Linked DNA regions of Homo sapiens: region 1 is linked to region 2. The links are chromatin loops, found by intact Hi-C in ENCODE. Cell type or tissue: PC-9. All regions are shown on one strand. Each heading gives the region's core, and the rest is flanking DNA. Links, peaks and the distances in the headings are about the cores only. Region 1 overlaps SMG6 (SMG6 nonsense mediated mRNA decay factor). Region 2 overlaps SGSM2 (small G protein signaling modulator 2).

What was found. A loop is a pair of places that touch in the nucleus more often than their neighbours do. Peaks named below come from ENCODE experiments on the same cell type or tissue, not always from the same donor. Only the 100,000 strongest peaks of a DNase experiment are listed, where the experiment ranks them.
Region 1: it touches region 2 in a loop (8-fold over the local background); 1 of 110 quality-filtered maps calls a loop at or near these places.

Annotation. Positions count from the first base shown.
Region 1 is chr17:2,097,057-2,105,382 of GRCh38, reverse strand. The region is part of intron 13 of SMG6 (SMG6 nonsense mediated mRNA decay factor); the gene reads left to right. SMG6-AS1 (SMG6 antisense RNA 1) reads right to left here. Exons shown (of 2, transcript NR_199038.1): 2 at 3,080-4,261. Among named protein-coding and RNA genes, the nearest start is that of SMG6-AS1, 11 kb to the right of the region's middle. In PC-9, for the core only: no CTCF peak of the experiment used is centred there; DNase peaks (open chromatin) are centred at 2,242 and 3,782; H3K27ac peaks cover 2,294 bases.
Region 2 is chr17:2,356,036-2,364,361 of GRCh38, reverse strand. SGSM2 (small G protein signaling modulator 2) reads right to left here. Exons shown (of 24, transcript NM_014853.3): 3 at 2,563-2,725; 4 at 2,092-2,253; 5 at 1,457-1,524; 6 at 1,228-1,373; 7 at 763-897; 8 at 179-303. Among named protein-coding and RNA genes, the nearest start is that of SGSM2, 23 kb to the right of the region's middle. In PC-9, for the core only: no CTCF peak of the experiment used is centred there; DNase peaks (open chromatin) are centred at 2,811 and 4,831; H3K27ac peaks cover 3,016 bases.

The DNA of each region.
Region 1 (8,326 bases), core at 142-8,141, 260 kb after region 2:
GTAGAGATTGGGTTTCACCATGTTGGCCAGGCTGGTCTCAAACTCCTGACCTCAGGTGATCCACCCACCTTGGCCTCCCAAAGTGCTGGGATTACAGGTGTGAGCCACCACGCCCGGCTGAGTGTAATATTTTTTAAGTGAGAAAGACTTGAAGTAGGCTGAGTGCAGTGGCTCACGCCTGTAATCCCAGCACTTTGGGAGGTCGAGGCGGGAGGATTGCTTGAGTCCAGGAGTTTGAGAGCAGCCTGGGTAACATGGTGAGACCCCATCTCTACAAAAAAAAAAAAAAAAAAAAAAAATTAGCTGGGTGTGGTGGTGCATACCTGTAGTCCTAGATGTTCAGGAGGCTGAAGTGGGAGGATCACTTGAACCTGGGAGGTTGAGGCTGCAGTGAGCCAAGATCACACCATTGCACTCAGCCTGGGCAACAGAGTGTGACCTTGTCTCCCAAAAAAAAAGATGACTTGAAGTAGAGACCTTTCCCTATACTCTTTGTGAAAGTGCCATTACCTTCATAAGAGGCCATATTATAATATAATGAACTGAGCACAAACTTTGGAGTAAGACAAATCTGGGTTCAAAGCCCAGCTTCATCACTTCATCACTTGCTTTTTCTGAGCTTTAGTTTCCTCTTCCTGTCTCACAGGATTACCATGATAATCAAATGAAATAACATAATTCCTAGTAACCATCTGTCACCACTTCATCTACACCACAGCTTTCCCAGTAAAATGGGATATTTAGGCCACCAAGAAAGCGTGATCAATGAAAATTGCAGAGGAAGTAAGATGCTAACTTGCTCTACCTGCCACTACCCTGAACCTTTTTTTTTTTCAACCCCCTTAACCTCTTTAAAGAGCTTCTGGCATGCTCATGGGTTTTTCTTTCTAGAACTTTCCCTGCCCTGAATTTGTTCAGTATGCATTGTCACTTGTGAGGACTTCTTTTCACAATAAATACCCAAGTGCTTTAGAATGTCTGGATGGTGGCCAGGCACAGTGGCTCAAGCTTGTAATCCCAGCAATTTGGGAAGCTGAGGCAGACGGAACCCTTGAAATCAGGAATTCGTGACCTGCCTGGCCAACATGGTGAAACCCTGTCTGTACTAAAAATACAAAAATTAGCCAGGTGTGGCCGGGCGCGGTGGCTCACGCCTGTAATCCCAGCACTTTGGGAGGCCGAGGTGGGCGGATCACGAGGTCAGGAGATCAAGACCATCCTGGCTAACATGGTGAAACCCCGTCTCTACTAAAAATACAAAAAATTAGCCGGGCGAGGTGGTGGGCGCCTGTAGTCCCAGCTACTCGGGAGGCTGAGGCAGGAGAATGACTTGAACCTGGGAAGCAGAGGTTGCAGTGAGCTGAGATCGTGCCATTACACTCCTGCCTGGGCTACAGAACAAGATTCCAACTGAAAAAAAAAAAAAAAGAATGTGTTGATGGTGATTCTCCTGGAAGTCAAGCCTGCTTTCTCTGTGCCATCACAGAGGTGTTGCTGGCAGACTAATCTTGAGACGACTTCTTACCTCTTTGCACCAAGGCTCTTATTAAGGGGTCTTTCCTGACTTTAGATCCGGTGATGAGTTAGCCCAAAAGAGTGTGCTCAGTCTCCTATAGGGCTCACAGGTTTGGCTTATACCCTCCAAGTGGCCCAATGGGAGCTACAGGGTGTTGGAGGTGGTCATGGGAAAGAAACAGCTCACAAGAAGAGCGTGGGGCGAGAGCCAGCCGTTCCCCACTGCCTGCTGGAGCAAGCTCAGTGAGGCCGCTGACAAGAGTCCTCAGAACACTAAACAGGTGATTAAAACATCAGTATAAGTCTTTCCAAGCTTCACAGAAAGCCAAAAACTTAGTTTGGACAGCAACAGAAATTTTCCGCTCTGTAGCTTTATAAACTGGTCCGCTGTTTCTTCCTCTGCTCTGTGGCCAGAGGGGAGCTCTGTGCTAATGATTCCATAAAACCCTCCAAGTCTTCCTGAGTGGCTTATCATATGAGAGTAACCTATACCACCCTTTTCCATCAGAGTAATCTCTAGCCTCTCACTGTTAGTTCGCATTCTGAATCTTTAACCCTTCCAAAAAGGCCAAGCCCAGCTCTTGGCACTGTCCCCTATGACAGAGCTGAGCTCCTCCATCAAGCTCAGTGGCAGAACGATCCTTTCCTCCTTTCCAAGATGACTGCCCAGAATCACAGAAACCTGTAAGAATGGAAAGAGAGTAATCCCAATTCTGGGCATTCACCCAAAAGATTTGAAATCAGTTGGTTGAAGAGATGTCTGGACTCCCAGGTTCACTGCAGCATTAGTCACAATAACCAAGTTATGGAATTAGTCTGAGTGTCCATCAACAGATGAATGGATAAAGAAAAGGTGGGACATACACACAATGGAGTACTATTTGGCCTTTAAAAAGAAATTCTGTTGTTTTCAGCAACATGGGTGGAATTGAAGAGCATTATGCTGAGTGAAATAAGCCAGGCACGGAAAGACACATACCATATGTTCTCACTTACATGTAGAATCTGAAAGAGTCCAGCTCATAAAAGCAGAGAGTAGGATGGTGGCTACAGAGGCTGGGAAATGGGGAGATGATGGTCAAAGGGTTCAAAGCGTCAGTTCCATGGGAGAAAGATGGGTGTGTGTTTTTCTGAGATCTGTTGAACAGCATGGTGAGCATAAAAATACAGCACTGTACATTTAAAATTGCTTTAAGAGGTCAGACGTGGTCACTCACAACTGTAATCCCAACATTTTGCGAGGCTGAGGCAGGATGATCACTTGACACCAGGAGCTCAAACCAGCCTGGGCAACATAGTGAGACCTCATCTCTAAAAAAAAAAAAAAAAAAAAAAAAAATGAAATTAGCAGGATGTGGTGGTCCACGCCTGTAGTCCCAGCTACTTGGGAGGCTGAGGCGGGAAGATCACTTGAGCCTGGGAAGTGAAGACTGCAGTGAGTCTTGATCACACCACTGCACTCCAGCCTGGGTGACAGAGCAAGACCCTGTCTAAAAGAAAAAAAAATTCCTTTAAGAGTAAATTTCAAATTTTCTCACCACAATAAAATGATAAGTATTTGAGGTGATGGGTATGTTAATTAGCTGGGTTTAATTATTATACATTGTATTCATAAAATATATCACTTTGTACCCTTGTAAATAAACACAAATATAAATTGTCAATTTATAATAAAATTTTGTAAAGGACTAGGAATATAGATCTTCAGAGTTATTAGCATCTTGCAGACAGGGCTCAGTAATTTGCCTGAGAGCACACAAGTTAGGAGGCCACGACACTGTCGTTCCACTAGGCCCTGCTTGTCCTAGACTGTGGCGTGTCACCCACCCAGGAGGAGTGCACCATGCCCAGAAGAGTTCAGTCTTCAAGAAATCAGCTCTGAGAGGCTGCCTTTTTCTCTTCTTCTGTGAATTTCCAGGCAAGAGAAGAGCTTTCTCCTTGGGGAGATGGTGAGGGTCTCTGAAACACCTGTGAATGTTCTGGATCATGGAGAGCTGTGGCAGTTAGAACAGTCCGGCCCCTGCAGTTACTGGCTGCATTTCCTGAGCAAGTTACTTCTCTGTGCCTTAATTTCCTCACCTCTATAATCGAAGCAGTGACAGTATCTACTTCATGAGGTTGTGGGGATCACGAGTTGGTTCGTGTAAAGCATTTGGCACAGTGCCTGGCTTGTAGTAACCATTCGCTCGGTGTTCGCTGTGGCTGCGAAGGGTGAGTGAGGCATGCAGCAGGTTTTATTACGTCCCGGAAGGCCGATGGCACTCTTCCAGGAAGGTAGCGCTGGTGAGCTGGTAAACCTTGAATGAGGAAGTCATTTTATCTGGCTTTGGATCTTAGTTCTCCTGAGAATGTCATTGAATTTATTTGAATTTTAGTTTCCTCATCTACATCATCTGGATGTAGTAACTGCATCAAAGAGTGCAGAGGATTTCTAGATCCTAAAAGTATCATGAAAAATATAAAGTAGGTTGGGTGCAGTGGCTCACGGCTGTAACCCCAACACTTTGGGAGGCCAAAGCAGAAGGACTGCTTGAGACCAGGAGTTCAAGACCAGTCCTGGCAGCATAGCGAGGCCCCATCTCTACAAAAATAAAAATTCAAAAATTAGCTGGGCATGGTGATGCATGACTGTCGTCCCAGCCACTTGGGAGGCTGAGGCAGGAGGATTACTTGAGTCCAGGAGTTCAAGGTTGCAGTGAGCTTTGATCACGCCACTGTACTCCAGCCTGGGTGACAGAGCAAGACCCTGTCTCAAAAAATATATAGATAGTAGTAGTGTTTGCACCTTTGAAAAATAGAGTTGCATTTTGAAGAGTCTAGTAAAATTGTGACCACTTTGACCTAACCTTCCATCCTTTAAAGCAGTAATTCTAAAACTCAGTGTTCATAAGTACCTGGAACACTTACACACATTCTGGCCAGGTGCTGTGGCCCACACCTGTAATCCCAGCACTTTGGGAGGCTGAAGCAGGGGGATCTCTTGAGCCTAGGAGTTCAAGACCAGCCTGTGCAATACATTCTGGCCAGGTGCTGTGGCTCACACCTGTAATCCTAGCACTTTGGGAAGCTGAAGCAGGGGGATCTCTTGAGCCTGGGAGTTCAAGACCAGCCTGTTCAATATCGCGAGACCCCATCTCTACAAAACATTTTTTAAAAATTAGCTGGATGTGATGGTGTGCGCCTGTATTCCCAGCTACTCGATAGGTTGAGACTGCAGTGAGCCGTGTTTACACCACAGCACTCCAGCCTAGGTGAGAGAGCAAAACCCTGTCTCATAGAATAAAATGTTTAAAAGTACACATTCTAAGGTCCTATCTCAAGAAATACTAATTCATTGAATTCAAAGTGGAATCCATAGCCAAGGAGTAGTGTTAGGTAAAAAGAAAACAAACAAAGTCGGGCACCAGTGGCTTATGCCTATAATCCCAGCACTTTGGTAGGTGAAGGAGGGCAGATCACTTGAGGCCAGGAGTTCAAGCCCAGACTGGCCAATGTGGTGAAAACCCATCTCTAAAAAAAATACAAAGATTAGGCCAGGGACGGTGGCTCACTCCTGTACTTGAACACTTTGGAAGGCCGAGGCGGGCGAGTCATTTGAGGCCAGGAGTTTGAGACTAGCCTGGCCAACATGGCAAAACCTCATCTCTACAAAAAATACAAAAACTAGCTGGGTATGGTGGCACTTGCCTGTAATCCCTGTTGCCCAGGAGGCTGAGGCAGAAGAATTGCTTAGATCTGGGAGGTGGAGATTTCAGTGAGCCAAGATTGTGCCACTGCACGCCAGCCTGGGCAACAAAGCAAGACACTGTCTCGAAAAAAAAAAAAAAAAAGATAAAAATTACCTGGGCATGGTGGCAGGCACCTGTAGTCCCAGCTACTCAGGAGGCTGAGATGGAAGGATCACTTGAGCCCAGAAGGCAGAGGTTGCAGTGAGCGGAAATCTCACCACTGCACTCCAGCCTGGGCGACAGAGTGAGACCCAGTCTCCAGAAAAAAAGTGGAGTTCGGGAATCTGCATTTTTAATAAGCTCAGCGTGTGATTGTGATACAGTTGGTTTTGAAAAAATGCCTTTTCATGTTCAGATGTGAAGAAGGGAGAACTGACACTGATTGAGCTGGTTCTGTATGGCAGCCATTTGCTGACTTACACGTTATCCCGAGCTATGGATAGGCTAGTTCGTTTTCGTTAACAAAGCTTCTCTTGTCTCCAACTATGAGGCATGGGTCATGTTTGTGATTCAGGACTCCAGAAACATAGAACCTGAAAATGCAACTTAAAATGGCTTTCTACCTCAGCCCAAATCTCAGAGAATGTCTGCATACTACATTTTTTAATATGCTGTGGGGGTTCTTCAGATGTGGATGTAATTTTTTTTTTTCAAAGCATGACATCAGTGCTTTGAAGATCATTAAATGTCACTTCTTAGGAGGTACATTTTACCTTGACCTGGTACAACAGCCTCCATGGAGTTAAGACCTGCCCAGAGCGTGGCTTCTTCTGGTATCTGGTTTCACATGAGAAACTGGAGGCAGCCTGTCAAAGAGGAGTCCCTATTCCTTATTGAGTCCAAACCCCCATGAGGAGCACCCCCCAAACAGAAGGTAGCATCTCCGAGTGTGTCCAGGTGTCTGTGTTGCACAGCTTCGGGGAGCATGATTGACACAGTATAGGCAGTATGGCCGCACCACCTCCGTGATGTCCTCTGGGATTGTCCTGAGGCTGCCATCTGACCCCCACGATCACTCATCCACATTGTTCAGGTATCCATAGTGCATGTTAAATACTGCAGATAGATTTTATTTTAAGCACACACACAAACACACACACTAGTGCCTCCCCTCAAGAATCTTACTTAGGAGAAAAAAACACGACAGATTAATGGGAGAAAGATATTAAGAATTGTAAATAAAACCAACTGATAAAATTCATGTAACATGGCCAGGCACGGTGGCTCACGCCTGTAATTCCAGCCCTTTGGGAGGCTGAGGCGGGTGGATCACCTGAGGTCAGGAGTTTGAGACCAGCCTGACCAACATGGGGAAGCTCCGTCTCTATTAAAAATACAAAAATTAGTTGGACATGGTGGCGGGTGCCTGTAATCCCAGCTACTCGGGAGGCTGAGGCAGGAGAATCACTTGAACACAGGAGGCAGAGGTTTCAGTGAGCCGAGATCACGCCATTGCACTCCAGCCTGGGCAACAAGACCGAGACTGTCTCAACAACAACAACAACAAAAAGTATGTAACATAAACCTGAGAAGGGAATGCATTCTTAGATGAAAAATTTAGGATCCAAAGAGAACTTAATAGGTTGCAATGGGGAGAAGTAAATGACAAGATGAAATCAGAAAAGAAAGAATGTAAAACCCTACCCTGGTCCAAAAAGTCAGCCACACTTAGCATGTAGCATGCAGCACAATGGTAAATAATCGGATTTCTTCAGGCATGGGGAGAAGACCTTGGTGAAGGAAAAGATGTGAAAGGGAATAGTTGGTGGAGGGCTTGTACTCCATAAAGGGAGATAGGATTTAGCAACATATGTGAAAACAATTTGGGGATTTGTTGATTAGAAGCTCACAATTGGCAGGGCACAGTGGCTCACACCTGTAGTCCGAACACTTTGGGGGGCTGAGGCAGGAGGATTCCTTAAACTTGAACTGGAGTTCAAGACCAACTGGGGCAATATGGTGAAACCCCGTCTCTACAGAACACACAGCCAGGTGTGGTGGCACGTGCTTGTAGTCCCAGCTCCTGAGGAAGTTGAGGCGGAAGGATCACCTGAGTCTGAGAAGTCAAGGCTGCAGTGAACCATGATCTCGTCACTGTACTCCAGCCTGAGGGACAGAGCAAGACCCTGTCCCCCGCCCCCCAAGAAAAGGAAAAAAGAAGCTCACAGTTTATCAGTAGTGCAAGGTGGGGACAACAACAGTAATGCTGTTAAGTCTATTATTAAAATTGAGTATCCCCGATAGAAATGGGAGGGAATGGTCTACTCTCTGCTCTGCTACCAGGTCACGTGGGCACTCACTGTGGGAGACACTTTAGTCTTAGTGAAAGTCTTAGTGAAAGAATAAGCAGGATGTTTAGGAGACAGTTGGAGTGAGGCACAGTTGAAGGAAGTGGGACTGTTTAGCCTAGAGAAGGTGTATAACACAGCAGACCTCATAATTTGAGGCCAGTCAGATAAAAGCAGAATTTGAGTTTGTTTTCTTTTGTTTTTTGTTTTTTTACATGGCCCCAGAGAACCGAATTAGAAGCATTGGGAGGCAGATCTGGGTTTAAAAGGTGTAAACATTTCTAGCAATTAGAAAAGTCCAAAAATAGAATGGCCTTCTGGTAGGAAATATGCCCCCTTACAGATTCAACACAGTAACACACCTCATACAGAATGGTCAGGAAAAAAGTCTGTTAGTGTAGACAATAAAAATGATTGGCTGGACGTGGTGACTCATGCCTATCATCCCAGCACTTTGGGAGGCGGAGGCAAGCAGATTGCTTGAGGCCAAGAGTTCAAGACCAGCCATGCCAACATGGTGAAACCCTGAAATTAGCAGGTGTGGTGGCTCGCACCTGTGGTCCCAGCTATCTGGGAGGCTGAGGTGGGAGGATCACCTAAGCCCAGGAAGTCGAGGCTGTAGTGAGCCGTGATTGTGCCACTGCACACCAGCCTGGGTGGACAGAGAGAGACCCTGTCTAAAAAAAAAAAAGAAAAGAAAAGAAAAATTATATATTTCTTCAATGTTAAGTAATGATTGATTTTAAAAACTACTCCAGGGCCTTGAGTCCTCTCCACCAGAAGTAGTCAAGAAAG
Region 2 (8,326 bases), core at 5-8,004:
CTTGGCTCCGTCCTAGAGAGCTTGGGAATCACTCCAGGCAGCCGCTCCCTGCTATTCTTGGCGTCCAAATAAAGAGTGAGGTTGGCCTCCTGGAGCAAGCGGGGTTTCTCCATCCCTCTGCCTGAGGTCAAACCCACTCCCTGCCCTGGCTCCTGGGATTGAGTCCCAAAGCCCCCACCTCTTTTCCAGCTCGGAGTCCCCCAGAGTCCCATTCATGAGCTGGTTGGGGGTCCACTTCAGAGTCAGGCTCTCTGCAGACTGGTGCAGGGAGAGGTAGCCAGGGACCGCCTCCATATCCTCCTTCTACAGCGGGAGACACCGGAAGACCGACGATGAAGGGCTGAGAGGCTCTCAGGGATGGCCTATGAGAAATGAGCTCCCGCTGGGAGGAGGGGAGGCCAAGCTAGGCTAGTCACGGGGTCCTGGACTAGGGACGGGGCAGAAGCACAGGAAAACAGGACTCAGTTTCCCTGGTCAGCCTGGTGCCACTGACTCTCTCCTGCCAGCCTCCTGGATGCCAGGTCCATTCCAGGCCAGCCATACCCACACTGCGGACTCCCCTCGCCTGCTGGCTGCCATTCCTGTCCCCTGCCAACTAAAGGCTGGGCGTGAGTCGTGTGAAACAGGGAGTTGGGAGGCTGGGGCCATTCTCCCCCCCGTCTCTGGTCAAGCTCCTCAGGAAAGGAATAGCCATGGCTAGAGGCTTCCAGTCGTCTCGTTCGGGGACCTTCGGGGAGGGATGGCAGGATGAAGCTTTCCTACCGGCTGCACCAGCACGTGGTTCTTGCCATAGAGCAGCCGCGTCCGTGAGTTCTGGTGCAGGGACTCCACACACTCGCGGGCACAGGCAGCCAGCCTGTCCTCCGACGCGCTGCCGCTTGAGTGCCGTTTCCGGATCTGTGTGGAAGGCCGGGGCTCAGCCTCCAGCCTTGGGAAACTGGCCTCAAGGCTTGGGAACCCTCACGCTTCCATGCTGACCCTCTCCAGCTGACCCCAGGGGTCCTTCCTGCCCCGGTTTACTCCCAGCCACCCTCTGCTCTCCAGCCACGGACCAGCATGGGCTCCCGGCATTTGTGTTAAGTTTTATTGTGCGGAGAAGGCTCTTCTGAGGCAGCCGCTACCTTGGGGCATCTCCAAGGCCTGTCCCGTAGAGAGGCCGGTTTCCCGTCCCTACAGGCCCATGGGCATAGCCCAGATGAGCCCAAAGGGTGGGGAGGGGGCACCTACCCCCAGGGCTGGGCGCTTTGCAGGGGAGTCCTGGCGAGTAGGTGGACCCCGGATGCGGTGCCGCTGGACCAGCTCATCAGCAGAGGGGTCAGTCCAGTAGTGATCGGCTGTCTTGAGCTTAGTGTATTCCAAGGCACAGGGTCCCACTGTGGAGACAGAGACAGCCAGCCCAGACGATGCTCCCTCAGCACCTGCCCCGTACCCACTGTGCCTGTGCTCTCAGGCTCACCTAGAAGAGAGGCCAGGATCGGGCCGAACACAGGGTCTGCCAGCAGTGCCTCCTTCTCGTAGTACTTGCTGCCAGGAGACAGACAGTGTGACTGCCGAGGCTCCGGGGCTCATTCCAGGGCAGTCAAGCTCACCAGGTAGGGACATCCCCACAAAGACCAGATTCAGATCAGTCATCAAGAAACAGTGAGTCCTTAGGGACTGGGCTTCGTGAGGTGCCTGGTATGGCCAATGCCTTGAGGGCACCGAAGGGGACGGGGAGATGGAGGGTTGCCTACAGGCTGTCACGGACAGGCAAGCATCCTGAGGGCTGGGGCTGAGGGACGTCGGGAGACGGGTCAAGGGAGGGGCTGCTTGGGGAACGAGGCGGTCACCTGCAGTTTTTGGGGAACGGGGCGGTCACCTGCAGTTTTTGGGGAACGGGGCGGTCACCTGCAGTTTTTGGGGAACGGGGCGGTCACCTGCAGTTTTTGGGAACGGGGCGGTCACCTGCAGTTTTGGGGGGAACGGGGCGGTCACCTGCAGTTTTTGGGGAACGGGGCGGTCACCTGCAGTTTTTGGGGAACGGGGCGGTCACCTGCAGTTTTGGGGGGAACGGGGTGGTCACCTGCAGTTTTTGGGGAACGGGGCGGTCACCTGCAGTTTTCCGCCAGGTATTGCACGACCTTGTCCAGAACTTTCTCGATGAGCGCCGTGCGTACCCATACGTGTTTCAAGGCCTGAGGGCTGAGGGCCGGGGCCTTCCCGCTGGCTGAGCCCTGTCTCCGCAGGGCCTCCTGGCTGACCCCTGAGGGTTTCCTGCAAAGGCGGGGAGGGCTCCAGGAGTGCAGTGGTCTAGGGGTAAACCCCAGAATGCTGGCATTGGGAGTGGGGCTTGGTACCCCAAGATGGGAGCACAGAGAACTGACTGGGGTTGGGAGGTGAAGGAGGGGTACAGAGCCTTGTGCCCACAAGGAACCAATCCCCTCCCTCAAGCTGATCCCTCACCCAGAGGCCCTGCAAGGAACAGGCCCAGGATGCCAACTTTCCGATGGGTGTCCTAGGAAGTAGCAATTGCCAAGTGGGAAGAGCTGAAAGGAGGGAAGAAGGGGCTGGCCCAGGGCTCACCTGCCCTCTGCTTGTTGCTGCAGCTCCTGTACCTTGTGGCAAATCTCCCCCGCCACTGGGCACGTCTTCCCCACCTTGGTGAACAGGGCTGCCATCTTGTCACTGCGCAGGAAGCCAGCGGCACGGCGTCTCAGCTGATGCAAGAGGCAAGCCTCCACTGCACCTAGGCCACAAAGGGAAACGGCATCTGAGCCTGGGAAAGACGGGGGAGCAGGAAGAAAAGCTCCTCTTCCCCATACCTGTGGTGAGGCAAGGGGTAAGGGCAAGCCAAGGGCAGGCCAGGGAGATACCCTGGCTTCCTTCCAAAATTCCCCTCCCCGTCCCTCGGCTCCTGCCCGGGGCGAAGAGCTTTGACATGCCAAGCTGTCCCTCTCCCTCGCCTGGTGCGCACACACCTCCTATATGCAGCCTCACCCCTGGGGGTCATGAGGACCAAAGCTCCCCATTCAGGGTGGCATGAGTGGCTCCAAACCTGACAGCAAGGCACAGCACCTACAGGACGGGGATGTGAGGAACACCCGACTCGGGAGCCTTTCTGGAGGGCACGGAGGATGCGGTTGCTAAGGAACAGGGCTCTGCAGGAGCTAAAATATTGATGAAGTCACTGCAGAGCTTGGACCCGACAGTGGCCGCTGGACTGATGAGCCCAGCAGCTGAGGGAGAGATTTCTCTTTTCCATGCTAGGAGGGCTTCCCTCCATTCATTCATGGTTTAGGGTTAGGCTTAGTCTCTGTCTGGACTTTCCACAGACAGACCCTGCAGGAAGAAAAGAAGGGCTTGGTAGGAGACAGTAGGGAGCTGCCCTGTGCCCAGACAGACTCTAAAGACAGGAGTGTGTATGTGTGTGGGGCGGAGAAGCTTCTACATGATTGGGCCAAACTAACAGTTTTACAGGTGAGGAGGGAAAGGCCCAAAGAGGGGAAGAAACTCGATCACAGTCACAACATGGCAGAGCCACCAGGATGAGGACCCAGGGCTCCAAGCCTCGGCCCGAGCCCCTTTTGCCACGTCCAGGTGTGTCTGGTTGGGGGCAGGGACACTGAGGGGAGAAGGAGGTGGTTTTTTCACACGGACTGGAAACAGTGAGCTGTGCTGGAGACAGTCAGACAGAACAAAGTCTGAGCTTGGCACGGTCACTTGCTCTGAGACTCAGTTGTATCCTCTGTGAAATGGGAAGAGGGCTAGTGTGAGATGTCACATGAGACGGAGGATGTGAAATCACCCATGCGGGGTCTGGCTCTCAGGAGGTGCTGGGTCTAGGTCAGTTCCTGACTCCTCACCCTGTTGGTTCAGATACAGTTCTACAGCTAGCCTCTAAGAGCTGGCTTTCAGCAGGACCTCTCCCCGACAGGGACAGGAAGAGGGTGCACTGGAGAGACGATCCAAGGCTGCCCCAGAAGTGGGTGGAGACAGGGAAATTGAGGTCTGTCAAGGTTTTTTTATTTTTATTTTTGAGACAGGGACCCACTCTGATGCCCAGGCTGGAGTGCAATCGTGGAATCTCAGCTCACAGCAGCTGAGAGCTGACCTCTGTGGTTCAGGTGATTCTCCCGCCTCAGCCTCCCGAGTAGCTGAGACTACAGGCACACACCACCATGCCCAGCTAATTTTTGTATTTTAGTAGAGACGGGGTTTCGCCACGTTGGCCAGGCTGGTCTCGAACTCCTGACCTCAAGTGATCCGCCCGCCTCGGCCTCTCAAAGTGCTGGGATTACAGGCGTGAGGCACCGCGCCCGGCCCACATGGGGAAATCTTTGGCTTAAGCGTCCACATGCTCCTCTCCATGATCATTCCCCCTGGTCCCTGGAGGTCTTGTGTGGCCCTGGGATATACAGGCGAATGACCCTTTTGTCCCAGTCTCTTGGTCCTGGGCTGCTGCAGCTACAATTCCGTGCCTGTGGAAAGGGGGTGATCATTTCCTGGGGTTGCACTTCCCATTCAGAGTGGGGAGAGAAGCAGCACTGAACAGGACAGAGGGGCAGCAGGTGGCACATGTCCTGCACGGATCACATGCCTCAGTGGTGTGATTAATTGCCGGGATAATGAGTCATTCGCTTCCCCACCTTCCCTAGGCGACCGCAAAAGCAGCCAGGCCGTGGGGACTGGGGAGTGGCCGGCCCCAGCACTCCCATCGGGGTGGCCTCGCCTACCTTCCCGGCCAGCCTCTGAGCACAGCCATGGGGTTCTCTCGGGTGAGAGGAGGCATTCCTAAGCAATTACTGCAACTAAGGAATACTGAGAGAAGCCAGGCATCACGCTCAGTCCCCCCTTTACCCCACGGTCCCTAATTTCCTTCTGTGCAACCCAGGCAAGGTGCCAGGCAGTGTCTGGGGAAGGAGAAATCCCTCTCATGCATCGACTTTCCAAGCTAAGACCAGTTAGGCCATTAGGCCAGGCATTACTGACTCAGCTCTGTGGGCTCCCGGCCAGTAACTGTTCACACTGCACTTGTCCTATGCCATGCCCACAAGGTGTTCCCCACCGAGAGTGTGCACGTGTGATGAATATGTTATCGCGTGCAGTGTGCAGACAAAATAATAATAGTGACACCACTACTTGAGAACTATGGCCCCGAGAGGACTTTGTGAATGGGCTTCTGGGGCTCCAAAAACTCCCTCCCTGGGTCTGGGCGCCGTGGCTCACGCCTGTAATCCCAGCACTTTGGGAGGCCGAGGCAGGCGGATCATGAGGTCAGGAGATTGAGACCATCCTGGCTAACACGGTGAAATCCCATCTCTACTAAAAATACAAAAAATTAGCTGGGCGTGGTAGGGGGCACCTGAAGTCCCAGCTACCTGGGAGGCTGAGGTAGGAGAATCACTTGAACCTGGGAGGCAGAGGTTGCAGTGAGCCGAGATGGCGCCACTGCACTCCAGCCTGGGGGAACACAGCGAGACTTTGTCTCAAAAAAAAAAAAAAAAAAAAACAACAACAACAACAAAAAAGAGCCCCTCCCTGATATTGGGAGCAATTTGAATGCAAATTGTTGAGGTGCTCTAGAATGATTAGGAGAGTGCTTTTTTTCCTGGATAGTAGGTCTGTGGTTCTCAGCTTCTGACCCAAAAAAGATTAAGAAGCCGTTTTTTTTGAGACCGGGTCTCACTCTATTGCCTGGTCTGGCGTGCAACGGTGCAACCACAGCTCACTGCAGTCTCAGCCTCCTGGGTTCAAGCCATCCTCCCACCTCAGCCTCTCAAGCAGCTGGGACTACAGGCTTGGGTCACTAAGCTTGGCTAATTTTTAAAAATTTTTTGTAGAGACTGAGGTCTCACTATGTTGCCTAGGCTGGTCTCCAATGCCTGGCTCAAGTGATCCTTCCACCTCAGCCTTCCAAAGCGCCGGCATTACAGGCTTGAGCCACTGAGCCTGGCTCTGAGACTTCTGAGTCGAGCAGAAACCCAGGCATTGTCACTAATTGAAACATACATGGAGACATAAACACATGCCATCCCGCATCTAGTGAATACCACACTCAGAACTGCCTGCAAAGCCGGCAGCAACAGTGTCCTCCTTCCCCGGGGACGTGTCTCACAGACACGGGACGGTGAAGGACCCTTCCCCAGGGAGAGTCCACATGACGGCCCAAGCTTATCCCCCGTTCTGACTGGAGGCCCAGAGCACCAAGCAGAACTCCAGGGCCTTACTCCCCTTACTCCTTCCTTCCCCAGGTCCCCACTGTGACCCCACCTCCCAGGGTGGAGGGTGGTGGCAGGAGATACTTGCAGGGCTAAAGCACCAGGTTAGCTGAACCTACCTGCCTGCTGACTGAGCTGTCTGGGCCCTGGGCTCCCACCTGTGAAGGCTTCAGGACCCCTGATCCAGTGGGTCCCAGCACCAGCTACGGCCACCCTGGGTGCACCACCACAAGGTGATGACCCTGACATTATTTGGCTTATTTCATATGAGAAAAAATGTGGACTAATTAATAAAAACCAACACTGGTTGGCATGGAAAGGTTTGGGCAAATGAATCAAAATGGAGAAGAGAGAAACATGACTTTAGTGGCTGGGCATGGTGGCTCACACCTGTAATCCCAGCACTTTGGGAGGCGAGGTGGGCGGATCACCTGAGGTCAGGAGTTCGAGATCAGCCTGGCCAATATGGTGAAACTCCGTCTCTGCTAAAAATACAAAAATTAGCCGGGTGTCGTGGTGGGCACCTGTAGTCCCAGCTACTTGGGAGGTTGAGGCAGAAGAATTGCTTGAACCTGGGAAGCAAAGGTTGCAGTGAGTTGAGATCGCGCCATTGCACTCCAGCCTGGGTGACAAGAGCAAAAACTCCATCTCAAGAAAATAAAATAAAAAGAATAATAGTCTCCAATCCCATCCAGGTTGCTGCGAATGCCATGAATGTATTCCTTTTTATGGCTGAGTAGTATTCCACTGTATGTATTTATCAGTTTCTTTATCCACTCGTTGAATGATGGGCATTTGTCACCCTGGTTTTCTGGTGGCCTTTGGAGTCTGGGCCAGCTGAGCCCAGGTACATTCTCTACCCTGTCAGCCCATCCCATCCTGCTGACAGCAAGGCTCAAGGAACTGCAACTCTGAGTGGGCAGGAGCATAACTGCATTTAACTCCAGCACACTGTTGGACACCCCTACAAAGGTCTGGAGCCATCTTCCCAGGGAAAGGCCAGGAACTACAGACCCAGACTAGCCCTGGGGCTCCCTTCACCAGCCCCGATGTGACCTCAAAGCCATCAAGTTCTGCAGCCTAACAAATGCTACACACGGCTGGAGACCACAGATGCTGATGGAATCCTATGGGCACCCCAACCCTTACACCCCAATTCCACCATTCTAAGATATGGGGTCCCTTCCCTAACCCTTACACCCCAATTCCACCATTCTAAGATATGGGGTCCCTTCCCCCAACCCTTACACCCCGATTCCACCATTCTAAGATATGGGATCCCTTCCCCAATCCTTACACCCCGATTCCACCATTTTAAGATATGGGGTCCCTTCCCCAATCCTTACACCCCGATTCCACCATTTTAAGATATGGGGTCCCTTCCCCCAACCCTTACACCCCGATTCCACCATTTTAAGATATGGGGTCCCTTCCCCAATCCTTACACCCCGATTCCACCATTTTAAGATATGGGGTCCCTTCCCCCAACCCTTACACCCCGATTCCACCATTTTAAGATATGGGGTCCCTTCCCCAATCCTTACACCCCGATTCCACCATTTTAAGATATGGGGTCCCTTCCCCCAACCCTTACACCCCGATTCCACCATTTTAAGATATGGGGTCCCTTCCCCCAACCCTTACACCCCGATTCCACCATTTTAAGATATGGGGTCCCTTCCCCCAACCCTTACACCCCGATTCCACCATTTTAAGATATGGGGCCCCTGCCCCCAACCCTTACACCCCGATTCCACCATTCTAAGATATGGGGTCCCTTCCCCCAACCCTTACACCCCGATTCCACCATTCTAAGATATGGGGTCCCTTCCCCCAACTCTTACACCCCGATTCCACCATTCTAAGATATGGGGCCCCTGCCCCAACCCTTACACCCCGATTCCACCATTCTAAGATATGGGGTCCCTTCCCCCAACTCTTACACCCCGATTCCACCATTCTAAGATATGGGGTCCCTTCCCCAACCCTTACACCCCGATTCCACCATTCTAAGATATGGGGTCCCTTCCCCCAACCCTTACACCCCGATTCCACCATTCTAAGATATGGGGTCCCTTCCCCCAACTCTTACACCCCGATTCCACCATTCTAAGATATGGGGTCCCTTC